Linked DNA regions of Homo sapiens: regions 2, 3 and 4 are each linked to region 1. Evidence: chromatin contacts called from ENCODE Hi-C or POLR2A ChIA-PET data. All regions are on one chromosome and are shown on one strand. The core of a region is the stretch at or near the end of the contact, and the rest is flanking DNA. Distances in the headings are between cores, read along the strand shown. Region 1 overlaps CLEC16A (C-type lectin domain containing 16A). Region 2 overlaps LOC105371082 (a long non-coding RNA gene). Region 3 overlaps LOC107984859 (a long non-coding RNA gene). Region 4 has its middle 55 kb from the start of SOCS1.

The links. Hi-C counts contacts between places; a loop is a spot of excess contacts on that map. ChIA-PET counts read pairs that join two places held with the same protein, here RNA polymerase II (POLR2A). Pooled maps may share reads with other maps.
Region 2: a loop to region 1 is called in a map with no recorded cell type, with 5 times the contacts of the local background. The contact joins two enhancer-like sites. A Hi-C loop is called at or near these places in 1 of 37 single-sample maps with no recorded cell type and 4 of 50 pooled maps. POLR2A ChIA-PET finds 5 or more read pairs at or near these places in 1 of 52 experiments (activated B cell).
Region 3: a loop to region 1 is called in a map of naive thymus-derived CD4-positive, alpha-beta T cell, with 4 times the contacts of the local background. The contact joins two enhancer-like sites. A Hi-C loop is called at or near these places in 1 of 168 maps with a recorded cell type or tissue (naive thymus-derived CD4-positive, alpha-beta T cell), 6 of 37 single-sample maps with no recorded cell type and 14 of 50 pooled maps. POLR2A ChIA-PET finds 5 or more read pairs at or near these places in 11 of 52 experiments (H1, HepG2, activated CD4-positive, alpha-beta T cell and 5 more).
Region 4: a pooled map shows a loop between it and region 1 (2.3-fold over the local background). The contact joins two enhancer-like sites. A Hi-C loop is called at or near these places in 2 of 50 pooled maps. POLR2A ChIA-PET finds 5 or more read pairs at or near these places in 3 of 52 experiments (HCT116, activated CD4-positive, alpha-beta T cell and activated T-cell).

What each region holds. Positions count from the first base shown.
Region 1 is chr16:11,048,786-11,055,992 of GRCh38, forward strand. CLEC16A (C-type lectin domain containing 16A) reads left to right here. Exons shown (of 24, transcript NM_015226.3): 18 at 2,728-2,856. Among named protein-coding and RNA genes, the nearest start is that of CLEC16A, 110 kb to the left of the region's middle. RefSeq lists enhancers at 1,547-2,123, 2,124-2,701, 3,714-3,863. Within about 2 kb of position 3,671, at least 2 of the 41 ENCODE cell types and tissues checked have a DNase peak (open chromatin) inside an H3K27ac peak, as active enhancers do.
Region 2 is chr16:11,294,542-11,301,748 of GRCh38, forward strand. All of the region lies in intron 1 of LOC105371082 (a long non-coding RNA gene), which reads left to right. Among named protein-coding and RNA genes, the nearest start is that of MIR548H2, 8.4 kb to the right of the region's middle. RefSeq lists enhancers at 2,942-3,121, 3,253-3,936, 4,390-4,439. Within about 2 kb of position 3,195, at least 19 of the 41 ENCODE cell types and tissues checked have a DNase peak (open chromatin) inside an H3K27ac peak, as active enhancers do.
Region 3 is chr16:11,219,842-11,227,048 of GRCh38, forward strand. It overlaps LOC107984859 (a long non-coding RNA gene), which reads left to right. Exons shown (of 4, transcript XR_007064984.1): 3 at 4,260-4,283; 4 at 4,381-5,123. Among named protein-coding and RNA genes, the nearest start is that of SOCS1, 33 kb to the right of the region's middle. RefSeq lists enhancers at 4,614-4,663, 5,144-5,223, 5,654-6,213. Within about 2 kb of position 4,475, at least 20 of the 41 ENCODE cell types and tissues checked have a DNase peak (open chromatin) inside an H3K27ac peak, as active enhancers do.
Region 4 is chr16:11,197,290-11,204,496 of GRCh38, forward strand. No RefSeq gene overlaps it. Among named protein-coding and RNA genes, the nearest start is that of SOCS1, 55 kb to the right of the region's middle. RefSeq lists enhancers at 1-161, 162-670, 1,707-2,207, 3,975-5,174, 5,167-5,963 and 1 more. Within about 2 kb of position 4,487, at least 10 of the 41 ENCODE cell types and tissues checked have a DNase peak (open chromatin) inside an H3K27ac peak, as active enhancers do.

The DNA.
Region 1 (7,207 bases), core at 2,421-4,920:
ATTCATTAGAGTGGAAGGGATTCAGTTGTCATTTGTTATTTCCTCTTACCCCCGAGACATCCCCCTGCAATGTCATTTCCTACAGTTTGGTTTCCTGTTTGGAAATGTCAGGCTTCTATGGCACTTGACCATGTGGGAAAGCTTGAGCTCTTAAACCCCTGCTCAGTGTCTGCTTTTGACAATGCAACCTTGAGTGCATTGCTGAAATTCTGAGCCTTGATTTTTTTCTTTTTTTTTTTCGAACAGAGTTTTGCTCTGTCGCCCAGGCTGGAGTGCAAGTAGTGCGTTCTCGGCTCACTGCAACCTCTGCCTCTTGGGTTCAAGCAATTCTCCTGCCTCAGCCTCCCGAGTAGCTGGGATTACAGGCGCCCACTACTACGCCCAGCTAATTTTTGTATTTTTAGTAGAGACGGGGTTTCACCATGCTGGCCAGGCTGGTCTCAAACCCCTGACCTCGTGATCCGCCCGCCTTGGCCTCCCAAAGTGGTGGAATTACAGGCGTGAGCCACCGCACCTGGCAATTTTTTTTTTTAAATCCGTAAGGTGGGGGATCCCTACCTCATAGCCACCCAGGCTGTATATGAAATAGCCAACAAGAGGCCTCATGGGTCCATACACAACAACAAATACTCATGGGTCTATACACAACAAATACTTCCTCCCCCTCCCACCATGGGGAGCTTCCCAGGTTTTTTTGTTTGTTTGTTTGTTTGTTTGTTTTAATCAAACATGTATTGTGTGTCCTATACAATGCCTGGCATTCCAGAGAAATACAAAGGTGCCACGCCCTTGCTCTGTATCTGAAAATCAGTCCTCAGCCTTCAGGAATGCAGCTTCTGAGTGGAAGGGGGTGGGGACAGGCCCTCCAAGGCCAGCTGCTGTACCAAAGTCAGACCATGACTTGTGACCTTTCCTTCATTTCCCTTATTGCCTCTGGTTTAATGCAAAAGGTTCAGTGAGGTGATGGCCTAGCTCTGCCCCCAGCAGGCCTGAGGGGTTCACTGGGAAGGTTGTAGGGGGCAGCAGGAGTAGAGGGGAAGGGAGCTGCAAGTGAATGAGTGAGGCAGGAACTGCCACCCCTGCGGGGTTAGAGGATTTGGAGTGGGGGACCTCAGGCTTCTGGAGGAAAGTACTTAAAGTGTCCAAAAGAAGAAGGCAAGCAGCATGCACCAAGTGGCTCCTTGGCCCTCTGGCCCATTCACCGGGTGTCTCAGTATGTTTTCTGCAGCTATAACAGAATACCACAGACTTAATTTATAAAAAAAAGAAATTTCTTACAGTTCTAGAGGCTGGGAAGTCCAATATCAGGTGCCAGCATTTGGCGACGGCCTTCTTGCCACATCATCCCATGGTAGAATGCGAAAGGGCAAGACAGAGCAAGAGGGAACAGAACTCACTCTTATAACAAAGTCACTCTCACCATCATTGAGCCACACCTGCAATAACAACATTACTCCATTCATGAGACCCAATCCCGTCTTGTTAGGCCCTACCTCTCAGCACTGTCACACTGGGGATTAAGTTTCCAACACATGAACTATGGGGGACACGTTCAAACCATAGCACCAGGTATCTGGGCCACTGAGCCCTCGCTACATCCCTGCCCTATGTAGTCAGCTTTACCTAGCAGGAGGGGGAAAGTGGTATGTTTGAAGCCCACTTTCTGAAAAGAGAAGACACAAGGAAAGCTTGTGATGTTTGAAAGAGTAAAATGAATTCTGCAGAAAGCTTACCCTTCGTCTGTGAAGCCAGGGAAATGAAATGTTAGTGTTCAACAACACGTGTGCATTGATTACTACTACTGATGCAGCAGAGATCTGGGAGAGGTGGCAGGGAGGGGATGTCACCCTGTGTCTTAGTCCTCAAAGAAGGCTTCGCAGAGGTGGTGTGGAAAGAGGCCGTCAGCTCTGGCCCAGTGGCCGTGGGCATGCGCCTTTCCTCCTCTGAGCTCAGTGTCCCTTTTATGATGGGCCCACCAGCACCTGCCGTCCAGCAGGAGGTGATCCCAGCACGTGCCTGGCACTTAGTAGATGCTCCAATAATGATTGTGTTATATTATCCCAGGTAAGATGTGAAGGGGACAAGGAAGGAAGGGGAAACATTGGTCCTAGGGTGGGAATCACAGAGGCCCTGGAGCAAGACAGGCCTGGGCTCATGTCTTGGCTCTGCCACCCACCAGCTGAGCGACCTTGGATCCATTTTTCTGCTTCTCTGAGACTGTGTTCCCTCATCAGCAAAGTGGGAAGCAGCTCCTCAAAAGCCCTTAGGTCACAGCTTGCAGCGGAATCAGCTCTCGTTAAACGGAAGCTGCCATCGCCATAGCTGTTATCATCACTGGAAGGACAGAGAGGAGGAAGCAGGTGGCAGACGGGCTTGCACCCACAGGGATAAAGCATACCTGGCCTCCTGCTGAGAATCCCTGTCCCTGCTGAGGTGGAGAGAGAATGCGAAGAGGAGCAAGCTTTTCACAGCAAGGATGCAACTTCTCAAGAGTCTGAGCTGCTGCTTCAATTAAAGGAAAAATCTGCAATTTAGAAAACCAAAAGGCATATTGCTCCCTTATCTGGCTGCCTCTGTGCTTTACTTCAATCTAAATCCAGGATTTAGATCACTCATTTACATTTACTAAATGCGGTTGAAGGCGAGGGGCCTGTGCAACCTCCCCCGGCCCCTTCCTCCTTCCAAGTAAGGAATCTGCTTTGAGGTTTCCTGTAATGTCTCTTCTAGATGAAGCCCATGAACGTGGAATATCTCATGATGGACGCCTCCATCCTGCTGCCCCCAACAGGCACGCCACTGACGGGCATTGACTTCGTGAAGCGGCTGCCGTGTGGCGATGTGGAGAAGACCCGGCGGGTGAGTGAGCACAGGACCTGTCATCTCCTGGGCCACTGTTCTCCAGAACCACTCCCAGACCAGGGAGGAAAGGGCTTCTTTGTCAAAGTCAAGAGCCTGCCCTCAACACAGCTTAGACAGTGGATAGAGAGTACCCATTTGCCCCCAGGCATGACTTTCCAAGGCATGTTTTTACCCTTTGGGAAGTAGGGTTTGGCATTCCGTTGCATCTGGCACCCAGTGTTGGCTGCAGAGAGGTAGCCTTCACCAGTGCAGACAGACAAGCCCTGAGCTCAGGAGTGTAAGGCAATGGGGCCAGTTTTCTGTGAACCATCGGGGGTGAGCACGGTACATCCAGTGCAGGTGAGGTTGGTGTGAAATCGTAGCCCAGCGGTCTCAGGACCCCCAGAGATAGTGCGATGTTAAGGCATCTACCTGCTCTTGGGACACAGTCAAATTAAATGTGAATCTCACCAGCCTGCAGGACAGATATGTGTGAAAAGATTAGTTCTCAGAACCAGCTGCAGTGTGTGCTTCCGTTATCAGCCCTTTTTTTCCGAAGCAGGTACTCTAGGAAGCAGTGTCCTCAGGGGTGTTCATGGTATTTTATCTCCCGGGTAAGATCAGAGTTTCTTTCTTAGAAAGCACCATCACCTTTTCCTAGAAAATCATTCACTGGAGACATGAGTATTTGTGTATAGTTCAGAGGAATTCATTGCACACAGCTCCCCTTGTCAGCCTTTATCATCTGAGTTAATTCGTGTGTGACAGAGGTGTTTCACTTTTGGATTTTGCAAAACAGGAATGACCTGTCATTTGCACCTCAGACACGAGGAGTCTGAACCTTCCTCCCTGCAGCTGGTGGTTCTACCTCGGAAGCCTGGGGGTGCAGAGGAAGTGGGACCCATGTGTCTTGAGTCAATCCACATTTCCAACTGTCTGACCAAACCCACAAGCCTCACCGCAGGACCCACCCTGTCCGGCCCACTGACGCCTTCCTTCCATGTCCTCCCTGCCAGGCACACGATTCTGTTTGTGGGTGGCAGTGTTTGCACTGGACGTCCTGGCATCAGCTTTCACTGGAGGACTGGTTCTGACAGATGTGTATGTGTTGCTTCATGATGCTGACGTGCTCACCCCCAGCCAGGGCTACAGCATCCTGTGCCAAGAAGGCCCCACCTGGGAGATCCCCCCGCACCCCTGAGCCAGAAGGTCCAGAGGACTGAACGCTGAGCACTGCTGCTCTGGATTCCACTTTGCCTTTTTGTTGTTGTTGTTGTTGTTGTTGTTTTGGAGGCTGCAGTGAGCTGTGATCCATCCTGGAGTGCAGTGTTGCGATCATAGCTCACTGCAGCCTCAAACTCCTGGGCTCCAGCCATCCTCCCACCTCAGCGTCGGTAGCTGGAACTACAGGCACAAGCTACCACACCTAGCTAATTTTTAGATGTTTTATAGAGATGAAGTCTTGCTAAGTTACCCAAGTTAGCCTTGAACTCCTGGCCTCAAGCCATCCTCCTGCCTTGGCCTCCCAAAGTGCTGAAATTACAGACATGTACCACCACACCCAGCCCACACTCTACCTTCTTTTGGTTCACAGTTCATCAGGGTTTTTCTTACCACTTCTATGAACACATAGCCTCTGTTATGAAGTAGATCAATTCAAATCAGTTCTTTATGTGAATTTCCTCATTAAATTCTATAACCATCCTAGGAGATTGGCACTATTATTATCCCCATTTTACAGAGGAAGAATTTTTTTTTTTTTTAGACAGGGTCCTGCTCTGTCACCCAGGTTGGAGTGCAGTGGTGCCATCTTGGCTCACTGCAACACACTCTGCCCCCTGGGGTCAAGCAATCCTCCCACCTCAGCCTCCTGGGTAGCTGGGATTACAGGTGTGTGCCACCACACTCGGCTAATTTTTGTATTTTTTGTAGAAATGGGGTTTTGCCATGTTACCCAGGCTGGTCTTGAACTCCTGGACCCAAGCGATCCGCCCACCTCGGCCTCTCAAAGTGCTAGGATTACAGATGTGAACCACCACGCCCTGTCCACAGGGGAAGAAATTGATGCATGGAGAGGTCTGGTGATTTGCTCAAGGTCACCCAGCTAGTGAGTAGCTGAGCCACAAGTCAGCCCAGGCAATGTGGCCCCCAGAACCTAGACTCTTAGGCATTCTGATCCACTGCTTCCCACACTGCCTTCTTGAGATCTGCTGGCTCTGCTCAGGACACTGGGACAGCAAAAACACAGCCCCAGTCCTGAAGAAATCAGAGCCTTAGAGGTCAAAGTGGGAAGAGACAGTGGCAGGTCATGTGGCTCAGGCCATTATTCAAGCAGCATTAGGTCAGGTCACTAATCCCACCTGGAGCAGGAAGTGGGACAGGCATCAGATAGGGAGGCATAGGCCCAGAGACAGGTGGCACATTCTGGCACCAACACGGCAGTGATTGCAGCTGGAGCCCACAGGAGGATGTGATGAGGCTGGGGGTGCTGGCAGGAGCCAGATCACGGGAGCCTTGGAGCCCCTTGAGAACCTTGGCTGTCACCTCTTAACACAGTTTCATGACCTCATGCCCTGCTGGGCTGGGGCAGATGGTCCTGATCCACAGGCGAGAGATGGGAGAAATGCAGGGGCCAGTTTGTCAGGCATGTGGCAGAAGGGAGGTTGCTTCTTGTCTACTCTGAGCTGCTGTCTCCATCTGTCAAGTAAAATGTGCCTGCCTTTCCAGAGTTATCGTGAGGACTCGGCAGCAAGCCAATGGCAGGTCTCGATGATAGTCTTTTTGCCCCTCACATGTCACAGAGTTGCAGGTTCCCAGGGCTGTGCTGCCCACCTCCCTTGTCCTGGATAGGATGCACAACCCGAGTGGCTGGCTGAAGCACAGATAGAGAATATCTCAGCTTCTCTAGAGTCTCTTTGCCTGTCTGACAAGTTTCCAAAAGCAACTCTCAAGTCCTCCCAGGGTCCCTGGGTAGCAGAATGATATAAAAGAGGCCAGGCTACCTCAAAGCCAAGGCATCCACTTTAGAAAAGCTTCCTTTGTGACTTTAATAATTTCTTTCTGAAGGGTGGCTTTGGCCACTCATCTCACTACGGTTCCTGTTGCAAGGTAGCCATCTAGAATCATCCAGAAGCTTAGCTCTTCAAGCCCACTTCAGAAATCAGAACACACCAATGTGCTTTGAATCTGAGCTAAAGGAAGTTACATGGTTTAGCAAGCAATTGAGGGCTTATGTGGTTCGTTTCAAGTTTTTTGCTTGTATCCAAAGAACATTCCAAGCTACCCCTTTGGATTCAAAGGTTTTCTTTCTTTTTTTTTTTTTTTTTCCACCAAGTAGACTTTTTAAAGGAGGCTGATCCTTTTTAGAAACTCCATCCTTTATTTTCCTTAAGGACTTGTCAAAGAGGTTCAAACAATTCTCCTGGCAAATCATTCCTAAATATTCATAGATTCATCAAAGAGCTGCTAGATTCTTGCTATGTGCCAAATACTGTGTTAGCCTTGGGGGTGAAGAAATGAGTGAGCACACATCCCTGCCTTCTGGACCGCTCTTTTTACCTAGTGAGGTAAAGTTTATTAACAAGTAAGAGAATAGCAGGTTGGGTATCAACTCACAGTCAGAGCTCTGGAGGAAAGAAACAGCATGCCATAGCCAGGGGCTGAGGAGCGCTCCTCCTGCAGATAGAGTGATCGGAAGAGCTTCTCTGCAGAGTTGACATCTGAGCTGAAACCTGGAGCATGAGGAGGAGCCAGGAAGGTTAAAGTGATAAAGGAGGCACTTTCCAAACAGGGAACAGCACACATCCAGTCCCTGAGATGCCACCAAGTGTGGCATGTTCAAGGAGCATAGTTAAGTGAGGGAGGGGCAGGAGCGCAGCTACAGGAGAGGATGGTGGTAGCGCTTTGCAGGCCGTGGGGAGGCATCTCACGATAACGCCGTTTTCCCTCTTGCTTTTTTTTTTTTTTTTTTTTTTTTTTTTTTTGAGACGAGTCTCAGTCTGTCACCCATGCTGGAGTGCAGTGGCATGATCTCGGCTCACTGCAACCTGCTCCTCCTAGGTTCAAGTGATTCTCCTGCCTCAGCCTCTACAGTAGCATGAGCCACCACGTCCAGCTGATTTTTTAATTTTTTTTGTATTTTTAGTAGAGACTGGGTTTCCCCAGTCTGTTGGCCAGGCTGCTCCCAAACTCCTGAACTCAGGTGATCCACCTGCCTCGGCCTCCCATGGTGCTGGGATTACAGGCGTGAGCCACCATGCCCAGCCCTCTCTTGCATTTTAAAAACCACATCACTTATTCTTTCTTTCAACATAGTTGTTGAACATATTCTAGGTGTCAGGCTCTGAGTAAGATGCAAGACAAGAATGAT
Region 2 (7,207 bases), core at 1,945-4,444, 250 kb after region 1:
GGAAACATTCATTTGGGTTTAATTCGTTTATTTAAATTTTTTTTTTTTTTTTTTTTGAGACAGGGTCTCGCTCTGCTGCCCAGGCTGGAGTGCAGTGGCGCCATCTCAGCTGCAACGTCTGCCTCCGAGTTCAAGCAGTCCTCCCGCTGGGACTACAGGTGTGCAACACCACACCCAGCTAATTTTGTTTATTTTTTGTAGAGATAGGGTTTCATCATGTTGCCCAGGCTGGTCTCGAACTGCTGGGCTCCAACGATCCACCCACCTCAGCCTCCCAAAGTGCTAGGATGACAAGTGTGAGTCACTGCACCCAGCCTGAATCATTTTTTAAAGAGCATGTGTCCATTAAAAATTATTTTAATGAAGCTTCTCAGGCATTCAAAGTATCTCATCTCCAATCCCTGGCTTAAATTAGAAAACAATCTCGGCAGATTGGAAGCCCTCATTTACCCCTTCCTTCTGTCATTCCCATCCCTCCTCTCCCTGGACACTGGTGTTTATCGATTCGAAGTCCATCTTTATATGTGTAAGTATGTGTCCCCAAATGATCAGAATACCGTTTTGAGGTGTTGAAAGCTTTGTGTCCCCGAACAGTGAGAACAGTTTTGGGGTGTTGAAATCTTGGTCTGGCTTCACACTCTATGTCTCACATAATAACTTGCTTTGTCGCTGAGGGGTACCTGAGTGAGATTCATCGTAGATGCCTGGATGAAGAGAGGGGCCTTGCGCTTCTATTTGCCTTGTTACATAGTGGTAAGTTACATATTATGTTACATAGTAATCCTTATGTGCCTACCTTGTAACTGTCTTAATTGCCTCTTGTTTTTTGTGGGGGTTTTTTTGAGACAGAGTCTCACTCTGTTGCCCAGGCTGGAGTGCAGTGGCACAATCTCGGCTCACTGAAACCTCCGCCTCCCAGGCTCAAGTGGTTCTCATGCCTCAGCCTCCTAAATTGCTGGGACTACAGACATGCACCACCACGCCCAGCTAATTTTTGTGTTTTTAGTAGAGATGGAGTTTGGCCATGTTGGCCAGGCTGGTCTCGAACTCCTGACCTCAAGTGATCCACCCACATCAGCTTCTCGAAGTGCTGGGATTAGAGATGTGAGCCACCATGCCTGGCCTTCATTCCCTCTTGATGGACACTTGGGCTGTTTCCAATTTTCTGCCATTATAAACAGTGCTGCTGTGGCTAGAATTTCTCTGGAATATATTCAGTGGACTAGCAGTTCTCAAATTTTAGCATGCACCAGAATCACCTAGAGGGCTGGTAAAGACACAAGGTTCAATCTAGAATCCCACGTTGCATTTACGCTACTACTTTTTCTGTTTTTTCCTCTTAAAAATTAAAAAACAAAAAATAGAAACGGGTTCTCACCATGTTTCCCAGGCTGGTCTCAAACTCCTGGGCTCAAGCAATCCTTCCACCTCAGCCTCCCAAAGTGCTGGGATTATAGGCGTGGACCACCATGACCAGCCCTATTCCTTTTTAAATTAATAGTAATAATAAGCAAACCTGGAAAAGACCCCACACGTCCAGAGGTGTTCAGGTGAGGAGTCGGGGGAAGGATCATGAGACAGGATCAGCGTCTTGACCCAGACTTGCTTGGGCCCTGCAAGGACCTGTGGGACCTCTGGGCCCCTCTCACCTCCAGACAGGGCGGCTCCTCCCCACACCCAGCTGGGTGGAGTGGGTGACCTATCTATACTGCTGGCCCTGTGGGCCCTGTAATTAGAGAGATCTACTGGAGTTCAGCATCTCTATGACCTAGGAGAGTCCCTACAAAGAGTCTCAGGCTTCCCCTCTGTGGAGGAGTCCAGGGTGGGGGTGAGAGGCTCTGAGGGGCTGCACTCAGAACCTGGGTCTTTCATTTATTTGGCAAATCTTAAATGTCCCAAGTATTCACCAAGCCTTGTGCTGGTGCTGGGGGGACAGCAGAGAGCCTGACACTCCCAGGGGGCTCCTCATCAAAGGGGAGGCCTACAGTAAACAAATAATTACACAAATAAATATAGAAAATGAACTGTCACTTGGGGAGGCGTGGGTCTTGGAGTGGGGTTTTGAGGTGTGAATAGGAGTTCACAAAGCCTCAGAGGAAGGGGAAGGACTACGTTATTCATAAAAATCTCACTGGAAATGAAAAACACTTTGAGGGTTCCGCTGTCTGTTGTCAGACTACCCAAATACCATTGCCAGGAAATTCCAGCAGGCCCACACAGCAGAGCGGTCCAGGGCCAAATAACTTCAAAAAGTAAAATTAGAAAAGCCTCTCTGAAAAGTAGCTGTACACCTAAAGTCTATGTTTAATGTGGCCCATAGATGTGTTTTGTAGGTTTGCTCTGATGTGGATTGGGGTCCCCCAAGCAGTTGTACCAGTCACACCTCTGAGCTCCTAAAGCAGCTCTGGCAGCCAGGCAGGAAAACCATGGGCAGTTTCTTATAAAGTTAAACATTCACCTACGCTGAGACCCAGCAGTCCCACTCTCAGGTATTTACCCAAGAGCAAAGAAAGCATGTGCCCATCAAGATCTGTGCACAGATATTCATAGGAGCTCTGCTCCTAATAATCCCAAACTGGGAAACGTCCCAAATATCCATCAACAGTGAGAATGGATAAACAAATTGAGGTACCTCCATACAATGGGACACTGCTCCCCAATAAAACATTGCAAACCATTGCACACACCACGTCATGCACCGCTCTCGCACGTGTTGTGTTGTGTGAAACAAACCAGACAAGAAGGGACGCATCCCAAGTGACTGATTGGTTTATGTACAGTTTAAGAACAGGCAAATCTCACTGCTATTTATAGATGGCACAGCAGTGGTTACCTCTGCTAGTGGGGCCGGGGGTCGCTTGTGTACTGGGAAGGGGCTCCAGGGAACCTTCTGGAGGCTGAGGGTGCCCTTGATCCTGATTTGAGTGGTGACTATATAGGTATAAAAAATGATCAAGCTGGACACTTAAAGTCAACATAGTTTATGCACTTTCACGTGTAAACATTATTCCTTAAGAAAATAAAAACAGCACCAGTGGCTCCCCCCTTCCCTGCAGACTCCCCCGACACCACCACCTCCTTCTTCGCCTTGCATCGGTACGATAAGGCACTTGCTTGACGGGAAAGAGAAACTCAGCTGCCAGCTGGGGTTCATTTGCACTTTCCCCCGCCTGGTCTGCGGTCTGGCTGTGCAGCTAGCCGCTCTGACGGGGAGGAGGGGCCCAAAGCCACTGCCTGCCGCCTGGGCAGGGGAGAGGGGCACGTGAGGCTCATGGCAGAGGCACAGCCAGCTTCTTGCATGTGCCCTCCCCGGGGAATGTCTGCAGAGCCCAAGACTGCCACGCCGTGGGCACAGCCCTGGCAACAAACAGCCACTTACCCAGTCACCATGCTCTACTTCTCAGCTGCAGCCCCACGGCCTGGACTCGCTTGCCCAGGCCCCCCAGCCACAAATCCTGGGCCCCTCCCTGAAACCTCCAGACACAAACTCACTTCAGGCTGGGGCCTTGGTTTCCCCATCTGGAAAAGGGGTGAAAAGCCCCATCTTTCCAGTGTAGCAGTCGAGGCATTTGCAGCAGGTGTTTGTGCTCAGTGTATCGATGTAGGAGGCTCTCAAAAAGGATGTAGAAAACATGAATAGTTATGAGTCCTGTTTTAATAAAATTAGAATAAAAAATAAAAGCCAGGCAAGGTGTTGTGCGCCTATAATCCCAGCTACTCATGAGGCTGAGGCGGGAGGATCACTTGAGCCCAGTTCAAGCCCAGCCTGGGCAGCATGATGAAACCCAATCTCTACACAAAATACAAAACATAGCTGAGCGTACTCCCTAGCTACTAGGGAAGCTGAGGTGGGAAGATTGCTTGAGCCCATGAGTTTGAGGCTGCAGTAAGCTTTGATCACACAAGTGCACTCTAGCCTGGGTTACAAAAAATAAAATAGGCCAGGCACAGCGGCTCACAGCTATAATCCCAGCTCTTTGTGAGGCTGAGGTGGGAGGATCACTTAAGCTCAGGAGTTTGAGACCAGTCTGGGCAACACAGCAAGACCCCATCTCTACAAAAAAATTTTTAAAAAATTAGCTAGGCATGGTGGCGTGTGCCTGTAGTCCCAGATACTCAGGAGCTTGAGGTGGAAGGATCACTGGAGCCCAGGAGTTCAAGGCTGCAGTGAGCTATGATTGCACCATTGCACTCCAGCCTGGGTGACAGAAAGACCCTGTCTTTAAAAAACAAACAAACAAACAAAAAGAGTGAAAGATAAACAAATAATTAAATTTAAAAATAAATAGAACTAGAAGAGGAAGCCCAAACTATTTCTGAATGTGTTCATCTGAGAAGAGGGCAAAATGTAAAATACACACCAATTGTTTCACCATTATTTTCCCCCGAAGTTCGGATTAAAGAAAGGGAGGGGATTAGCGCTTCAACACACCTCCCTTTGTCCTGGGTGTCGTGCTTCAGCATGTGTGGATGGTAGCTTTGTGGTTAAAAAAAAAAAAGAAGAAGAAATGAGAGCAAAAAGTACTTTGAGAACTCTTTGTAGCTGTCACGTCCCCAGACCCTGTGGTGAGAACCTCCAGGGACACCTGTGAACATGCATGTTCCCAGGCCCAGCCTCAGGGGTCTGCACGTTTAAGAAATGGATGCACTTGTCTAATGATGAGGGCAATGGTGCCGGACACTGCCCACGTGTCTGCTCTCTAGGACAAGCCCTTGAGACAAGTATCATTATCCCGTTTAAAGACGAGAAAACTGGCAGGGTGTGGTGGCTCACTCCTGTAATCCCAGCACTTTGGGAGGCCGAGGTGGGTGGATCACCTGAGGTCAGGAGTTCAAGACCAGACTGGCCAACATGGTGAAACCTTGTCTCTACTAAAAATACAAAGATTAGCCAGGCGTGGTGGCGCACACCTGTAATTCCAGCTACTCAGGAGGCTGAGGCGGGAGAATCGCTTGAACCCAGGAGGCAGAAGTTGCAGTGAGCTGAGATCATGCCACTGCACTCCAGCCTGGGCCACAGCATGACTCCGTCTCAAAAAATAATAATAATAACACAAAATAATAAAGATGAGGAGACTGAGGCCAGCATGGCTTTGATTCTGGCGTGAGAGTCCACAGTCTGGAAGTATCTGATTTGGCACTCCTATCCCTGAAGGCCCCACTTTACAGGTGGACCAACTGAAGCTGAGGGAGATGACCAGACTTATCCAAGGTCAGGGCCAATGAGGGGCACTCAGGTCTGAGGTTCCCTTCATTTCCCCCAGGGGAACCTGGTGAAAGTAAGCCATGGATTCACCCCCAGACTCTTCTCTTGTGCCCTGAAACCTGATTTCTCTAAGACCCACAGCCTAGGAAGGCTGGGCCAGGGTGAGCCTGGATAGCTGCTTCCCCCGCCATTCCCCCACCCACCCCAGGCCAGCAGGCAGTCATTTCTTGTTTTCTGCCACCGCTGGGTGTTCTGCTCTGACGAGGAGGCCCCAGGTAAACAGTAAGGCTGCCTGAACATGCACTGCTGGCTCGACCTTCCCCAGGCCCCCCAGCCACAAATCCTGGGCCCCTCCCTGAAACCTCCAAACACAAGACCCAGTTTTGCATCAAATGAGTCTGCAGAGGGAGGGAAAGGAAGCTGCCTGTGGAGTCAGGTGGAACCTGGTCAGGTGTGTTTGTGTCTCTGAGCCTCAGTTTCCTCATTTGGACACAGAGCTGGTAAGATCAGCCTTGTAGATTCTATGTAAGGATTAGAAACATCACCAGGGTAGGGCCTGGCACATGTGCTGAGAGGCCGGAGGGTGGTGGTTCTAGCAGGGGGTCTGGAGCCCAGTGCTTGGTTTAAGTCCCAGCATAGGACTTAACTTCCCTCTGTCCACCCAGGTCACACTCAGAGGATATCTGCTGAGCACCTATGGTATACCAGGCACTGTGCAGGGGTGCTCTTGGCCTCAGTTTCCCCATCTGTCCAATGACAACTCTCACGGCCATTGCCTAATAGGGCTGTTGGGAGGATTAAATACCTTAGCAGTGCCTGTCACAGCAAGCAACTGAGTTTGCTGCTTCAGGGGCAGTGCCCCTCACGGGATGATGGTGACTCGATGACAAGTAGGGCAGAGAGTGCAGGCTGGGCCAGGACTGCTTTCCAAATTGGGCCTCTCTGTTCCCTTGCTGGCCTGGATTTTGAAACGCCTTGCTCAGGCTGGCCAAGCGTTCTTGGTCCTCAGCATCTGTCTCTCTCCTGGTGGCCTGTCCAGAGATGCATGGTGGTTTCCATGGACACCTTCTTCCATAAAAAAGAGAAAATGAAATTGTACTTACGACCACATTGGTATAACGACAAACGTAATGCAGGATGGATTTGTTATTACATTGTCATCATGATCCCATGTGTTCTCCTCCTTTCTTTTAAAAGAACTTTAAATGAAAACATTTCCGTGGGCACCTGAAGTGTCATAGCCCCAGGAGCTGTGCCTGCTGAGCCCACAAGGGGTCCACCCTGGGTGGGCTTTTTCAGATTGTAAATCCCCCCCATTACCTCTTCTTAGAAGGTCACCCTTGCCCGGGCGCAGTGGCTTATGCCTTTAATCCCAGCACTTTGAGAGGCTGAGATGGAAGGATCACTTGAGCCCAGGAGTTCAAGACCAGCCTAGGCAACATAGTGAGACCCCATCTCTAATTTTAAAAACAAACAAAAAAACAAGCTAAGGTCATGTGCAGGTGTGTTTAAAAAATAACAAAAAATTGGCCAGGCACGGTGGCTTACGCCTGTAATCCCAGCACTTTGGGAGGCCAAGGCAGGCGGATCACGAGGTCAAGAGTTCGAGACCAGCCTGGTCAATATGGTGAAACCCTGTCTCTACTAAAAAAATACAAAAAATTAGCCAGGCATGGTAGGGTGCGCCTGTAGTCCCAGCTACTCGGGAGGCTGAGGAAGGAGAATTGCTTGAACCCAGGAGGCAGAAGTTGCAGTGAGCCAAGATCAGGCCACTGCACTCCAGCCTGGGTGACAGAGTGAGATTCCATCTCAAAATAAATAAATAAATAAATAAATAACAAAAAATAAGCAAAAAAAAAAAAAAAAAAACAAAGCCACCCTTGTTGTGTTAGAAACTTGGAACTTCCCAAGGAACAACATTCCCCATCTAGACCTCACTGTTCTGAAACCTACTCCTCCTGCCCTTTTCCTTTCCTACTTTCCCATTTAAAGTAGGGTGCA
Region 3 (7,207 bases), core at 3,225-5,724, 170 kb after region 1:
CAGCCTCCTGAATAGCTAGGATAACAGGGGTGCACCACCACGCCTGGCTAATTTTTGTATTTTTAATAGAGATGGGGTTTCGCCATGTTGGCCAGGCTGGTCTTGAACTCCTGACCTCAAGTGATCCTCCTAACTTAACCTCCCAAAGTGCTGGGATTACAGGCATGAGCCACTGCACCCAGCCTGCCACTGCCTTTTGTATAGAAGTGTTCCAGACTAGTTTGTGCTTTCTAAAGGCTGAGTGTAAGGGAATGTGTGGTGTATGTTCATAGTAGGTGTGTGATAACATGTGAATATATGCATGCGGGGTATTTGTGCGAGTGTGGAAGTGTGTAAGCGTGTGTGTGAGAATGCATGGCATATGTATATTGTATAAGAGTGTGTGGTGTATGAGATGTATGGTGTGTGTTTGCGAGGGTGTAATGTGTTTGGGCGTAGCATGTGTGTGAATGCATTTGTGTGAGTGTGTGTATGCTTGAGTGTGTATGGGTGTGTGGTGAGTGTGAGAGGGGCTGCAGGATGAGAGTCGGATTCTCCATCTATGCTTCTCATATAGAGCTCCAGAAGGTCCTTTTGAGAAATCCCCAAACCACAGCCTGCTGGGCCCTGTGTCAGGGCAGAGTCGGGGCCGGGGTCCAGGTGGGCTGAGGTTTTTCAACTCGAGACTAAGCTCCTTCTGCTGGGTGTGTGACCTTGGCAGCCCATGAGACCCCTTCTTCTGTGCTTCAGTTTCTGTTCGGTGTTTTGTTTTGTTTTGTTTTGTTTTGTTTTGTTTTGTTTTGTTTTGTTTTTGAGATAGGATTTCATTCTGTTGCCCAGGCTGGAGTGCAGTGGCACAATCATAACTCACTGCAGCCTTGACCTCCTGGGCTCAAGCCATCCTTTTGCCTCAGCCTCCTGAGTAGCTGGGACTAAGGGTGCACAACAGCTAATTTTAAAAATTATTTTTAGTAGAGACGGAGTCTCACTATGTTGCCCAGGCTGGTCTCCAACTCCTGGGCTCAGGTGATCCTCCCACCTCAGACTGACAAAGTGCTGGGATTACAGGCATAAGCCACCATGCCCTGCCTGTGCCTTGGTAAATGGGGGTAAAATGGGGGGTAATCACTGGACTTCCTAGGATGGTTGTGATGTGAGTGCTTGGCCCAGGGCTTGGGGTGGTGGAAGGCATTAGCCACCTATTATTATCAACTCTGGCTATTTATGTTGCTATTTTCTCTCATCATTATATTTACTTCATCTAAAGAAGTGACAGTGGCCCTCAAGAGGAGGATGAAAATCAGCAGGGCTGGCCGTACGGAGTGTTGTTCAGGATGGGGAAGCCCAGCGACTCTCAGGTGCCACTATGGGCAATGGAAGTCATTCAACCCATCTGAAATATGAACGGTGTCCACAAAAGCTAACCATACACATACCCTATACCCAGCAATCCCAGTCCTGGGCAAAAACCTGGAGAAACGAGGCACCTGCCCACCACAGGCCTGCACATGCAGCATGGCTCAGGATAGCCCCCAAGGGGAGACAAATCCAATGTCCACCAACAGGGTCATGGAGAAATAAAGTGTGAAAGAGGAGCCGGGCGCAGTGGCTCACGCCTGTAATCCCAGCACTTTGGGAGGCTAAGACAGGGGGATCACTTGAGGCCAGGAGTTCGAGACCAGCCTGGCCAACATGGGGAAACCCTGTCTCTACTAAAAATACAAAAATTAGCCAGGTGTGGTGGCGGGTGCCTGTAATCCCAGCTACTCAGGCGGCTGAGGCAGGAGAATCACTTGAACCCGGGAGGTGGAGGCTGCAGTGAGCTGAGATTGCACCACTGCACTCCAGCCTGGGTGATGACAGAGTGAGACTCCTTCTCAATAAAAAAGTAAAATACAATAAAAATAAAGTGTGAAACAGCCATGCAGTGGAATACCACTCAGCAATGCAAAAGAACAAACTCCTGCCGTACACGATGTGAATGAAACTCACAGACATGGCGTTGAGGGAATGAGATGAGCTAGAAAACATCCCCACTGTCCACTTTCACTCATCTGAAGCAACAGGCTAAACTCATCAATAGTGTCAAAAGTCAGAGGAGGGGCTGCCTCTGGCCAGGAGGTGGGGAGGGTCTGAGGGACCGTGCTAGAGACGCCCTGGACCTCAGTCTGGGTGGTGCCTCTGTGGGCATAAAACTATGTCAGAACTCACCAAGTTGGACACTCAGATGCGTGCATGTAAGTGATTGTGTTTTCCCTTGATAAACACTTTTTTATGACACAGAGTCTCCCTCTGTCACCCAGACTGGAATGCAGTGGCACCATCGTAGGCCACTGCAGCCTCAAACTCCTGTGCTCAAACGATCCTCCAACCTCAGCCTCCCTGGTAGCTGGGACTACAGGCATGCACCACCATACCTGGTTAATTTTTGTATTTTTAGTAGAAACAGGGTCTTGCTATATTACCCAGGTTGGTCTGAAACTCCTAGACTCAAGCGACCCTCCTGCCTTGGCCTCCCAAAGTGCTGGGATTACAGGCATGAGCCCCTGTACCCAGCCGATAAACACTTTTTGAAGTCCTTTTTTTTTTTTTTAAAGTAATGAATGGATTGTAGGAATCATGGTAATAAAAGACTGATTCATGCTACATAAAGTGGATGAACTTGAAAATATGTTGAGTGAAAGAAGTCAGACACAAAAGGCCACTTACTGTATGATTCCATTTATATGAAATGTCCAGAATAGGCAAATCCACAGAAGAAGAAAGTGGATTAGGGTTGGCCGGGCACGGTGGCTCACGCCTGTAATCCCAGCACTTTGGGAGGCCAAGGCGGGTGGATCACAAGGTCAGGAGATCGAGACCATCCTGGCTAACACGGTGAAACCCCGTCTCTACTAAAAAATACAAAAAATTAGCCGGGCGTGGTGACGGGCCCCTTTAGTCCCAGCTACTCGGGAGGCTGAGGCAGGAGAATGGCGTGAACCTGGGAGATGGAGCTTGCAGTGAGCTGAGACGGCGCCACTGCATTCCAGCCTGGGCGACAAAGCGAGAATCTGTCTCAAAAAAAGAAAGAGAGAGAGAGAGAGAAGGAAGGAAGGAAGGAAGGAAGGAATTAAGGAAGGAAGGAAAGAAGGAAGGAAGGAAGAAAGAAAGAAAGAAAGAAAGAAACAAAGAAAAGAAAGAAAGAAAGAAAAGAAAAAGAAAGAAAAGAAAGAAAGGAAAGAAAGAAAGAAAAAGAAAGAAAGAAAGAAAGGAAAGAAAAAGAAAGAAAGAGAAAAAGAAAGAAAGAAAGAAAGAAAGAAAGAAAGAAAGAAAGAAAGAAAGAAAGAAAGAAAGAAAGAAAGAAAGATAGATTAGGGTTTACCAGGGGCTGGGACAAGGGCGGTTGGGCGGGTGACTGCTATGAATATGGGGTTGTATTTTAGGGTGGGGAAAACATTCTGGAACTAGACTGATGGTTATATAACACTGTGAACGTACTAAATGCTACCTAACTGTACTTTAAATTGGTGATTTTTATGTGATGTGTATTTTACCACCTTTTTCTTTCTTTCTTTCTTTTTTGGAGACAGATTCTCACTCTGTCACCCAGACTTAAGTGCAGTGGCATGATCTCAGCTCACTGCAACCTCTGCCTCCCAGGTTCAAGCTATTTTCATGCCTCAGCCTCCCGAGTAGCTGGAATTACAGGTGTGTGCCACCACACCCAGCTAATTATTGTATTTTTAGTAGAGATGGGGTTTCACCACGTTGACTAGGCTGGTCTCAAACTCCTGACCTGAAGCAATTCTTCCACCTCAGCCTTGCGAAATTCTAGGATTACAGGCATGAGCCACTGTGCCTAGATGCCACCATTTGTTTTAAAGTAATTAATGGGGCTGGGTGCAGTGGCTCATGCCTGTAATCCCAGCACTTTGGGAGGCCGAAGCGGGCAGATCACCTGAGGTCAGGAGTTCGAGACCAGCCTGGCCAACATGGTGAAACCCCATCTCTACTAAAAATACAAAAATTAGCCAGGCGTGTTGGCATGCACCTGTAATTTCAGCTACTCGGGAGGCTGAGGCAGGAGAATGGTTTGAACCCTGGAGGTGGAGGTTGCAGTGAGCCAAGATGACGCCACTGCACTCCAGCCTGGGGGACAGGTGAGACTCCATCTCAGGAAAATAAATAAATAAAAATAAATAAATAAAGTAATTAATGGTAAAACAAAAAAAGTTGAACTTTGCTCTGAATCTTCACAGTATGCCTACATGTGGTGCCCTATTTTCTCTGTTTTGCAGGTGGGGAAGCTGAGGCCCAGAGAGGTGAGTGGCATGTCCGAAGCAGCCCAGCGCAGGGTGCGAGGTAGGCAGGGCTGGGCCCCCGGGCCTTCCCTGTGAACCATCTGCCCGCCGGTTGCAGGAGGCAGTTCCTGGAAAGCAAGCGGGCCGAGTTCCTCACAGAGATCAGAAGAGCAACAAGATCTCCAGGCCAGGGCAGAGGTCCCCGCCCTGGATGCTGGTGACACTTCCCCTGGGCGGGAGGGGCTGGGAGCATGCAGATCTCAGCCCTGAACAGCCTGTCCTCTCGCCTCGAGGTTCTTGGTAGGCTGGGAACAGCCTGTCCTGCTGAGCTTCCTGTCACCTCTCTAGCTGCCCACACGCCGCACAGCTGCCACCGCCGGCCCTGGCCCGGGAGAGGGGGGTCTCTGGGGATCTTAGCAGGCCATGGTGGGGGTGTCTTGGGGCCAGCCTGAACTGAAAGACCATCACAGCTTGCAAGCCACCTCCCTGCTCTGTTGCTGGCTCTCCTTGAAGACAAGTGTTTTTCAATTAACCAAAGCGGTGCATGGCAATGTGATAGGGGAATGAAACACAGCAACAGAATCAATGCCCCACGCTGGGCAATAGCCGACTTTCTGTTCGCTCCCATCCCTTCCTTCCCTCCCCGCCTCCTTCCCCTGCTCCTTCCATTCCACAAACATTTATTGAGCACCCGCTGTGTGCCAGCCACTGTTCTAGGCCCTGAAGACACAGAAGTGAACAAAAAAAAAGAGTCCCTGTGCACATCCTGGAGGGACTTTCCCCGTGTGTGTGTGTGTGTGTGTGTGTGTGTGTCTATACAGTGTATGGAGACAGTGGATAATAAAAGCTGTTTATGAGGCACTTTCTCTGAGCTGTTCCATGTGCTTCACTTATACTCATTCAGCTAATCCTCAGGACACCCCCGTGAAGTCAGTGATATTAGTCACAGAGGCCCAGAGAAGTGAAGTGACTTGCCCAAGGTCACACAGCCAGCAAGAGGCCAAGCCCGGATTGAACCCCAGCCGCCTGGCTCTGGAGCCTGCAGCATAACCACAGCAGGGAACTGCCACCGGAGACAGACATCGACAGCCACTAGGAGATGTTAACCAACAGGCTTGTCTTCACGGCACGGCCCCCGCTTCACCAGCTGCACTGTTTGATGAGCTTTGCAGGTCCCAGATCTTATAAGCTCATGGTGATTGATCCAAATGATGCAGAGGTCGGCCTAAAGTTAGAAGTGGGCCCCTCTCTGCCCCAAGACAGCCCTTCACCCCAATTCCATTCCCACAGTTTGGGCATCCACCCAGGCTGCCAAGCCAAGCGGGGGCTGCCCGGGTTAGCAGGGACCTGGCCATGGGCCTCCTCAGCTAGGGGCCGCCTCTCTGAGGAGTGGGTGCCCCGCCCCTCCGTGGGCCGCCTGGTTTCTCTTATTGGCAGCGTCTGTAGTCCCCTGGCTCTGTCACCCGCAGCTATTCTAGGCCTCTGGTTCCTTTCACTTTCTGCTCTGCGTCTTCCTGCCTCGGTGGTTCCCCACCATCCAGCCTGAGACCTCCCCGTTGCCCGCCCTGGGTTTCTGTCTGCTCCTCTCCGTGGTGGCCGGCCCTGGCTCTGCCCCAAAGCCATGGAGAAGGCCAAATGCAGGCTGTAGAAAGGTCTGGGATCAGATCCCCCCATCCTTCCATGGCCACGTGACCGGGCCCGCCTCTTCCCTCTGAGCCTCACATCCTCATCTGAAGAGGGAATGCTGCTCATGCCCACCTTGCGGGGATGTGGGGAGGGGGTGCTGCCAGTGGAGACTCCCAGGGGACCCTCCAGGAGTCTCATCCTGACTCGAGACTGGGCACCTGGTGGGGGCACAGGCCCCCTCTCCCGCCATGGGACCGCCACATCCAGGCTCTCGTGGGTTGAGATGCTGAGGAAAGGAAAGAACAAAACCTGCTGGAGGAGCAGCGAACACGGCCCTCAGCTGGGTGACCTTGGGCAAGTCACTTCCCCTCTCTGGGCCTCAGTTTCCATATCTGTGAATGAGGCAGCTGGACTGAAGAATAGAGAGTCACAAAGCAGAGTGACACAAACTGGGCTACAGGAAACCCTGGAGGCCCTCGACCCAGGCTGGGGCCGGGGATGGTTCTGCAAAGCCTCTTGGGAGAGGGTTGCCTGAGCTGAGTCTCCAAACAGAACAGTGGCCTTAAGTCACGGGAGATGAGCCAGAGCAGTCCAGAGGGCACGGTCAGCACATGCTAAGGTCCTGGGGCACAGAGTACAGGGCTTGAGAAGGGTTCCTCTTGCTCCATGTGACTTTCATCATCCAACAGCCTGTGGTGGCACTTGCCTGTATCCCAGCTATCTAGGAGGCTGAGGTGGGAGGATTGCTTGAGTCTGAGAGGTCGGGCTTGTTCTCCCGGTGTTGGCAGAGTCCAGAGGGAGCAAGTGGAAGCCACAGGTGTCTTGAGGCCTAGGCTGAGATCTAGCACATCACCGCGTCACTTCATCCCTTCATTTCATCCTATTGGCCAAAGCAGCCCAATTCTAGGGATGGGGATCTAGACTCAACTTCTTGATGGGAGAAGTAGCAAAGTCACACTGCCAAGGGCAGGGACACAGGGAGGGATGAAGAGTTAGGAATGGTTTTTCTTTTTCTTTTCTTTCTTTCTTTTTTTTTTTTTTTTTTTTGAAACAGTCTTGCTTTGTCACCCAGGCTGGAGTGCATTGTCGTAAGCTCACTGCAACCTCCACCTCCCGGGTTCAATCTATTCTCCTTCCTCAGCCTCCCAAGTAGCTGGGACTACGGGTGCCTGCCACCACGCCTGGCTAATTTTTGTATTTTTAGTAGAGGCAGGGTTTCACCATGTTGGCCAGGCTGGTCTCGAACTTCTGTCTTCAAATGAATTGCTCACCACAGCCTTCCAAAGTGTTGAGATTACAGGCGTGAGCCACTGCGCCTG
Region 4 (7,207 bases), core at 3,237-5,736, 150 kb after region 1:
AAAAGGCCGGAAGTCCCCCTGCACCCAGGTCCTGGGAATCCCAGAACCAGCGAGAGGCCTAGGTGTCTGTGTGTCTTGGTTAGGGCAGCCTAGGTTGTGCTGCAGAGTCAAGCCTCAACTCACAGTGGCTCAGCACAGCCGGGCTGTGGTTCTGGACCCACCACGTGTCCCGCATGGGGTGGCAGGGACCGAGCCCATTATAGTCACTCAGGTTCCCAGGCTGATGGAGGCCTCACGCTCTTACAATGCTGCCGCCTCAACATGAGGTTTCAGGGCTTCCCACAGTGGAAGGAGCCTGGAGAGAGCCACCAGCTCTGAAATGACAGCCCAGGAAGACACAGGTTGCTTCTGCTCACATTTCACTCCGTGAAGCAAGGCCCAGGACCCCACTGACCTGCAAGGGGGCACACGCCCAGGAGGAGAGAACTGAACACCTTGGGGGATCTAGCAATGTCTCCCACACTCCAGAAGGCCCCAAACCCGAGAACCATGCTGCCCAGAATGAATGCCACAGTGGGACCAGCCACAGCCAGACAGATTCCACTCCAGGACACCCAAGGCCAGGCACAGCCCCAGAGCCAACCAGAGGCTCAGAAGACCCCTCTCCCATTAGGACGCCACCCCTAGGGAAAGGGATGGGGTGGGAAGAAAACAAAAACAGGAGTCCTGAATCAAAAGAGTGAGCCCAGAAAGAGACTATGCGAGAGCATAGAGACCTTTAAGTGACAAGAGGAGGGTCCCGGCCATCAGCAGGAATGGGCGTCGGGAGAGAAGAGAAACAAGCTGCCCTGCACAGCCCCACGCCAGTGGGCCCTGCTCCATGCATTTCCCACCCATCAGCTCCTTCTGCCCTCCGACCCTAGGAGCAGGCTCTGTTGTTCCCCCATTTCACAAAGAACCCAAGACCCAGGCAGGTTAGCGTAAGAATATGCCAAGGCAGGCAGATCGCTTGAGTCCAGAAGTTTGAGACCAGCCTGGGCAAAACCCCCATCTCCACAAAAAGTACCAAAATTCGCCAGGCAGGGTGGCGTGTGCCTGTATTCTCAGCTACTGAACAGGCTGAGGTGGGAGGATTGCTTAAGCCCAGGAGTTAGAGGCTGCAGTGAGTTGTGATCGCACTGCTACACTCCAGCCTGGGCAACAGAGCACGACCCTGTCTTTTTTTAAAAAAGGAAAGAAGGAAGGAAGGAAAGAAGGAAGGGAGGAAGGGAGGAAGGGAGGAAGGGAAGGGAGGGAAGGAACGAAGGAGGGAGGGAAGGAAAAAGGAAAGGGGAGGGGAGGGAAGGGGAGGGGAAAAAGGAGAGGAGAGGGACCAAGTGCTTTTCCTACAGTTTCTGTCTCTCCCACTGTGCCCCATGAAGTGGGTGCTATCATTGGCTTAATTGTACAGATGGTGAAACCGAGGGTCAGAGAGAGAAAGCAAACTGCCCGAGATCCCAGAGATGCTTAGGACTCAGGTCCCCCTGACCTCACAGCTCAGGCTCTCAATCGCTGACCCTCCATCCTCACTGCCAAAACCTGGATGCCTGCACAGCCTGGGCATACAGAGGAGCTCCACGACAGGGTCCCCTGTGGGCTTAGGGAGTGCTGAGGCCAGGCATGGAGCCCTTTGTCTGGCCGGGGGACAGACTGTGACGAGCAGGACCCTGCCCACTTCTGTGAAGGGAACCTCTAGGGAGCTTATTCCTAGAAGGAAGGGCCACACCCAGTATTGACTTGCCATTCACAGGTGCCAGTGACCGGGTGTGTCTCACCACGTGTCTGCTTCTGGGGAAGGGAGGGAGTGGTTAGGCAGACTCAGGCAGTGGCTCCTGTGTGTCCCAACCCCCTCGGCTACAGCAGACAGCTTGGGGACTGGCACCCAGGGGGATGGACTGAGCAGGAGGCCTGGATTCTGAGTCTCCTTTCCCCCCGCGCCACCCTGCATCAGACAGGGCTCCTCTGCCCCTCCTCGACATCACCACCTTCTCCATGCCTCAGTTTCCTCATCCACACCTCGGACACAGTAATGCTTCCTTCCTGGCATTAAGCAAGTGAAATGATGAAGTCATGTGTGGGGCCTCTAGGGCTCCAAGGAGCCAGGTTTTGATCCTGAGGGCAGTGGGAAGCCATGGTGAGGTTTCCAGGGAGCTAGTTAATACAGGATCAATGAAACTGATTTTAAAATATCTATTGATAAGCCCCCACTGGGTCTGGTGCCTCATGCCTGTAATCCCAGCACTTTGGGAGACCAAGTTGGGAGGATGGCTCAATTCCAGGAGTTTAAGAAGAGCCTGGGCAACATAACGAGACCCCATCTCTATCCAAAAAAACAAAAAAATTAGCCAGGCATGGTGGCACGCACCTGTGGTCCCAGCTACTCAGGAGGCTGAAGCAGAAGGGTCACTTGAGCCCAGGAGGTTGAGGCTGCAGTGAGCTGTGATTGTGCCACTGTACTCCAGCCTGGACAACAGAGCAAGACCCTGTCTCTAAAAATTAAATAAATAATTGCAATTTATTTATTTATTTATTTATTTTATTTTATTTTATTTTTGAGATGGAGTCTCACTTTGTCACCAATCTTGCTTCACCACAATCTCCGCCTCCCAGGTTTAAGCATTTCTCTGCCTGAGCCTCCCGAGTAGCTGGGATTACAGGTACGTGCCACCACACCCGGCAAATGTGTGTATTTTTAATAGAGACAGGGTTTCACCATCTTGGCCAGGCTGGTCTTGAACTCCTGACCTCATGATCCACCTGCCTTGGCCTCCCAAAGTGCCGGGATTACAGGCGTGAGCCACCACTCCCGGCCACAAATGTTTTTAAAAAGCTCAAAAGAGACCAGGCACAGTGGCTCACGCCTGTAATCCCGGCACTTTGGGAGGCTGAGGCAGGCGGATCACCTGAGGTCAGGAGTTCAAAACCAGCCTGGCCATCATGGCAAAACCCCATCTCTACTAAAAATACAAAAAATTAGCCAGGCACAGTGGTGCACATCTGTAATCCCAGCTACTCGAGAGGCTGAAGTACAAGAATCCCTTTGAGCCTAGGAGGCGGAGATTGCAGTGAGCCGAGATCACGCCACTGCACTCCAACCTGGGTGACAGAGCGAGACTCTGTCTCAAAAATAAAAAAAGTGAAAAATAAAAAGCTCAAAGAAAAGCAAATTCAGGGGTCACTAATAAAAATGGAACTCAAGGTGGAAGGGTGGGGTGGGGAAGGGGAAAGGGACTCAGACTGGCCTTGATCCCTGGTCATGACTTTCGTGGGAGCAGGAACAGAAACCCCAGTATGAAGGCAGGACCCTGAAGGGCTTCCCCCATCCCATGGGAAGGTACATCACCCTCTGCCCAGCCTAGGAACAGCCCGAGATTGGATAGCGGGAAGTCTAAGAAATTGAAAGTCTGAGCCTGGGAGTGTGGGGGTGGGGCAGGGCAGGGGAGACTGAGGTCTGGGTTGATTCTACTCTGGGTTGCTGGAATCTCATGCCGGGAATTCAGTGTGAATGCAGGTCCCCAGCTGGTGAAATCCCTGGAGTATTACTCAAACTCAACGCATCCCTTTTGGGAAACGTCTCGTCCTGAGGGGTGTGGGAGCCCAAACGTGCACAGGCACACGCAGCAAATCTCCCCGCTGAAGATGAGCTCACAATAAAGCTTAGAAACCACCAGAAAAATCCACCACACGGGAGAATCCACAGACAGAGCATCAGGCACAGCAGGTCCATCTGGGTGGTCTGTGCTGGAGTGGCTTATAGATCTGATGTCAATATGAAATCGCAGCTCTGTGGCTGCAAAACCCCCTTCCCGTTTACACCCCCAAATCCTCAGTCACCACCGCTTCTCACAAATGCCTCATGGGAGCATGAGTTTTGTTTTGAGGGATACAGGGAAGAACTGACATTTCTGCTGGGGTCCACGGGATTGAGGAGCAGAGGGAGCCCATGTGCAGAGGTGGGACTATAGGAAATCCGGTCCAGTTCCGTACATTTGGGAGACTGGGGCTGGAGAGGCTGTGAGGATGTGAGTCCTTGGAAATTAGAGATCTGCAGGGGAAGGCTTGGCTTTCCACAGGGGATGGAACTCAGGTTTGGGGGCTCTTACTTAGCCTAAAGAGACACTCGACTCTCCCAGGGTCAAGGGGAGGAAGCCTGTGCTGGACCCAGGTGGTGAGCTGAGGTCCCTGCTCTCGTGGGGTGAGGCTGGCCTGGGTAACTTTTACCTGGCCACGTGGCTACAGGAACACAGAAGGGGAGGCACAGCTTTGGGGGACGGTGACTTTTTTTTCTAGAGACAGCAGCAGGTCTGGATTTGAATCCGGACTCCACAGGGCGTTACTGAGTTTTCCCATGCCTCAGTTTTCCTCTCCATGTAATGGGGGTAATAATAGCTCTTCCTCCAGGGCACTGAGAGGACTGAATGAGAAAACCCACTTGACAAGGCAGCTGGCCCAGAGGACAGGCTGGGCGAATGGTCATGGAGTTTATTACTAATGAATGAAGGGCCGGACCCACAGATGAGTCACACAAGTGAGCCACTGATCGATCTGATAACAATGAATGGACAAATGAAAGAAATGAATCAATGAATGAAATGCTCAGGGCCTGCCTCCCAGCACCACAGAGAGGGGACCTGGCCCTGGGGAGGGGAAGGAGGGCAGGAGAGGCCCACCCCCTGAGTCAGCTTCCAGCAGCTCCAGCTCAGAAAAAGTTCAGCGGCCAGGTGACGGACACATGGCGCACACCTGTGACGCCCCCCTTAATCACTCCCCCACATCGTGCCAAGGGGATCGAAGGATTCCCCTGAGTCATCTTCCTGCAGGCCAGCCTGCAGCTCCTGCAGCTCCCGGTTCCTCCCCCTGGCCCGGCAGAGGGTGATTAAGGGCTTTTTGGGGGAAATGACAGTTAAAAGACTCAGCAAGGAGTGTCCAGCCTGGCGAGTCAGGGGCTGTGGGCAGGACTCAGGAAGGGCCCCCTGGCCCCTTCCTGGCCTCAGAGGGAGCCTCGTCCGAGTGGCAGGGCTTGCTGATCCTTGAAGTGGGAGAGGGATAGCCCCATCCACCACAATAAGTAATAGGAATGACAATGAAAAGTTTGTTGGGCCAAATTCTGTGCCCAGGGCTGCTCGTTTGTTTCTTCATTTAGTCCTCAGCTCCCTACCGAAGGCAGCCGTCTGCTGAAACCATAAGAAATTGCTGATTGCCTGTCTGATCTTGACCCACAAAAATGGCAATCTCATGTGTCATTCGATCTAATAGTCCCATTATTCCTATTTTGCAGAAAATCACGGCTCAGAGAGGCTGAGCAGCCTGCAAAGGAGAGCCAGGGATGCTGCCACCCAAGCCTGGGAGAGCCTTGGGGTGCCCAGGCTTGGGGCTGAGGGAGGCTCCTGGTCTGGGAACAGAAGTGCCCAGGGGACACTAGAGCAGAGCTAGGCTGCACCTGCCCCCTGGGGGAAGGGAGGTGGGGCCAACACTGGGGACGCAGGGCTCCCTCCTGGCGATCCCCAGGCTGGGGGAATTTGGTGCTGGGGATTTTGAGCAGTTAGAGGCTGGGTAGGGGCTTTCTTGCCTTCTGGCTGGGGCCCCGTGGGAGTGGGGGAGTTGGGGCTGCATCCATCTGTCCATCCATCCAGGGAGTCTCTCCAGTGGTGGCCGTCACTGGGGCCGTCTGCAGAGCCTCTCTGGGGCATTAATTTAACATGCAAAGGGGAACCCAGGGAGAGGGCAGTGCTGAACCCAGAGGGAGGGGGTGGGTGATGGTGGCATTTTGGGCAGACTTCAGTATGGTTTTCTCCCCAGAGAGTGTCTTTCTAGAACGTCTTTCTAGACTCCTGGGACACTGGTGTAATTGGCCTGTGAGGCCAACCAGCCCCAGATGTTTCTGGGAATTTGGAGACCTGCCCCCTGCAAGGGACTCAGATGCTTTCCGTGGAAGGGGCCAGGGAGGGGAAGAGGCACCAAGGTCTCACTGAACCGTCGTGGTCACTCTGAACATTCATGCCACTTGGCATGAGCCCTTCACTCTCCAGACTGTAAAATCAATACCTGGCCCAAATAGCAACAACAAAGAGCAACAATACCCCTTACCCCATCCACGTGGCACCTCCTGTCTGTCTCCAGGGCGCTGCGCTTCATTAAGCACCACACACCCAAGAGCTCAAGGGAGTCTCATGACTAGGCATCTGCAGGGGCTCCTCTGTTTCTCATCTTTCAGGAAACCAAGGAAAAACAGAGAGGTTGAGTAACTTGTCCAGAGTCACACAGCTCTAAGAAGTAGAGTCACCTACTCCAGAGGCCAAGGCAGGAGGATCAGTTGAGCCCAGGAGTTCGAGGTCAGCCTGGGCAACATAGTGAGACCCCCATCTCTTTAAACACAAAAAAGTGGAGTCAGAAACCAAACCGAAGGACTCTGGACCCTTGTACTCTTGGCTGCACACATCTTACCCTCCTGAAGAAATGTTTGCTGAGATTACAGACTTGGTTAAATTCATGACAGTCCATCTATGCCATGGGGCCATTAAAATAGTGATTTGGAGGCCAGGCGAGGTGGCTCACACCTGTAATCCCAGCACTTTGGGAGGCTAAGGCAGGCAGATCATCTGAGGTCAGGATTTCAAGACCAGCATGGCCAACATGGTGAAACCCTGTCTCTGCTAAACACACAAAAATTAGGCGGGCATAGGCCGGGCGCGGTGGCTCACGCCTGTAATCCCAGAACTTTGGGATGCTGAGGTGGGCGGACCACAAGGTCAGGAGATTGAGACCATCCTGGCTAACACGGTGAAACCCCATCTCTACTAAAAATACAAAAAATTAGCCCAGCGTGGTGGCAGGCACCTGTGGTCCCAGCTACTGGGGAGGCTGAGGCAGGAGAATGGCGTGAACTCGGGAGGTAGAGCTTGCAGTGAGCTGAGACTGCACCACTGCACTCCAGCCTGGGCGACAGAGCAAGACCCCATCTCAAAAAAAAAAAAAAACAGGCGTGGTGGTACATGCCTGTAATCCCAGCTACTGAGGAGGCTGAGGCAGGAGGATCGCTTGAACCCGGGAGACAGAGGTTGCAGTGAGCCACCACTGCACTCCAGCCTGGGCGACAGAATGAGACTCCATCTCAAAATAAAATAAATAAAATAAAATGGTGATTTGGAGTATTGCTTCCCTGGGAAAATGCTCATGGTATGTGTATCCTTAGAGGAAAAAGCAAGTTGTAAGAGTTTGGAAACCATAA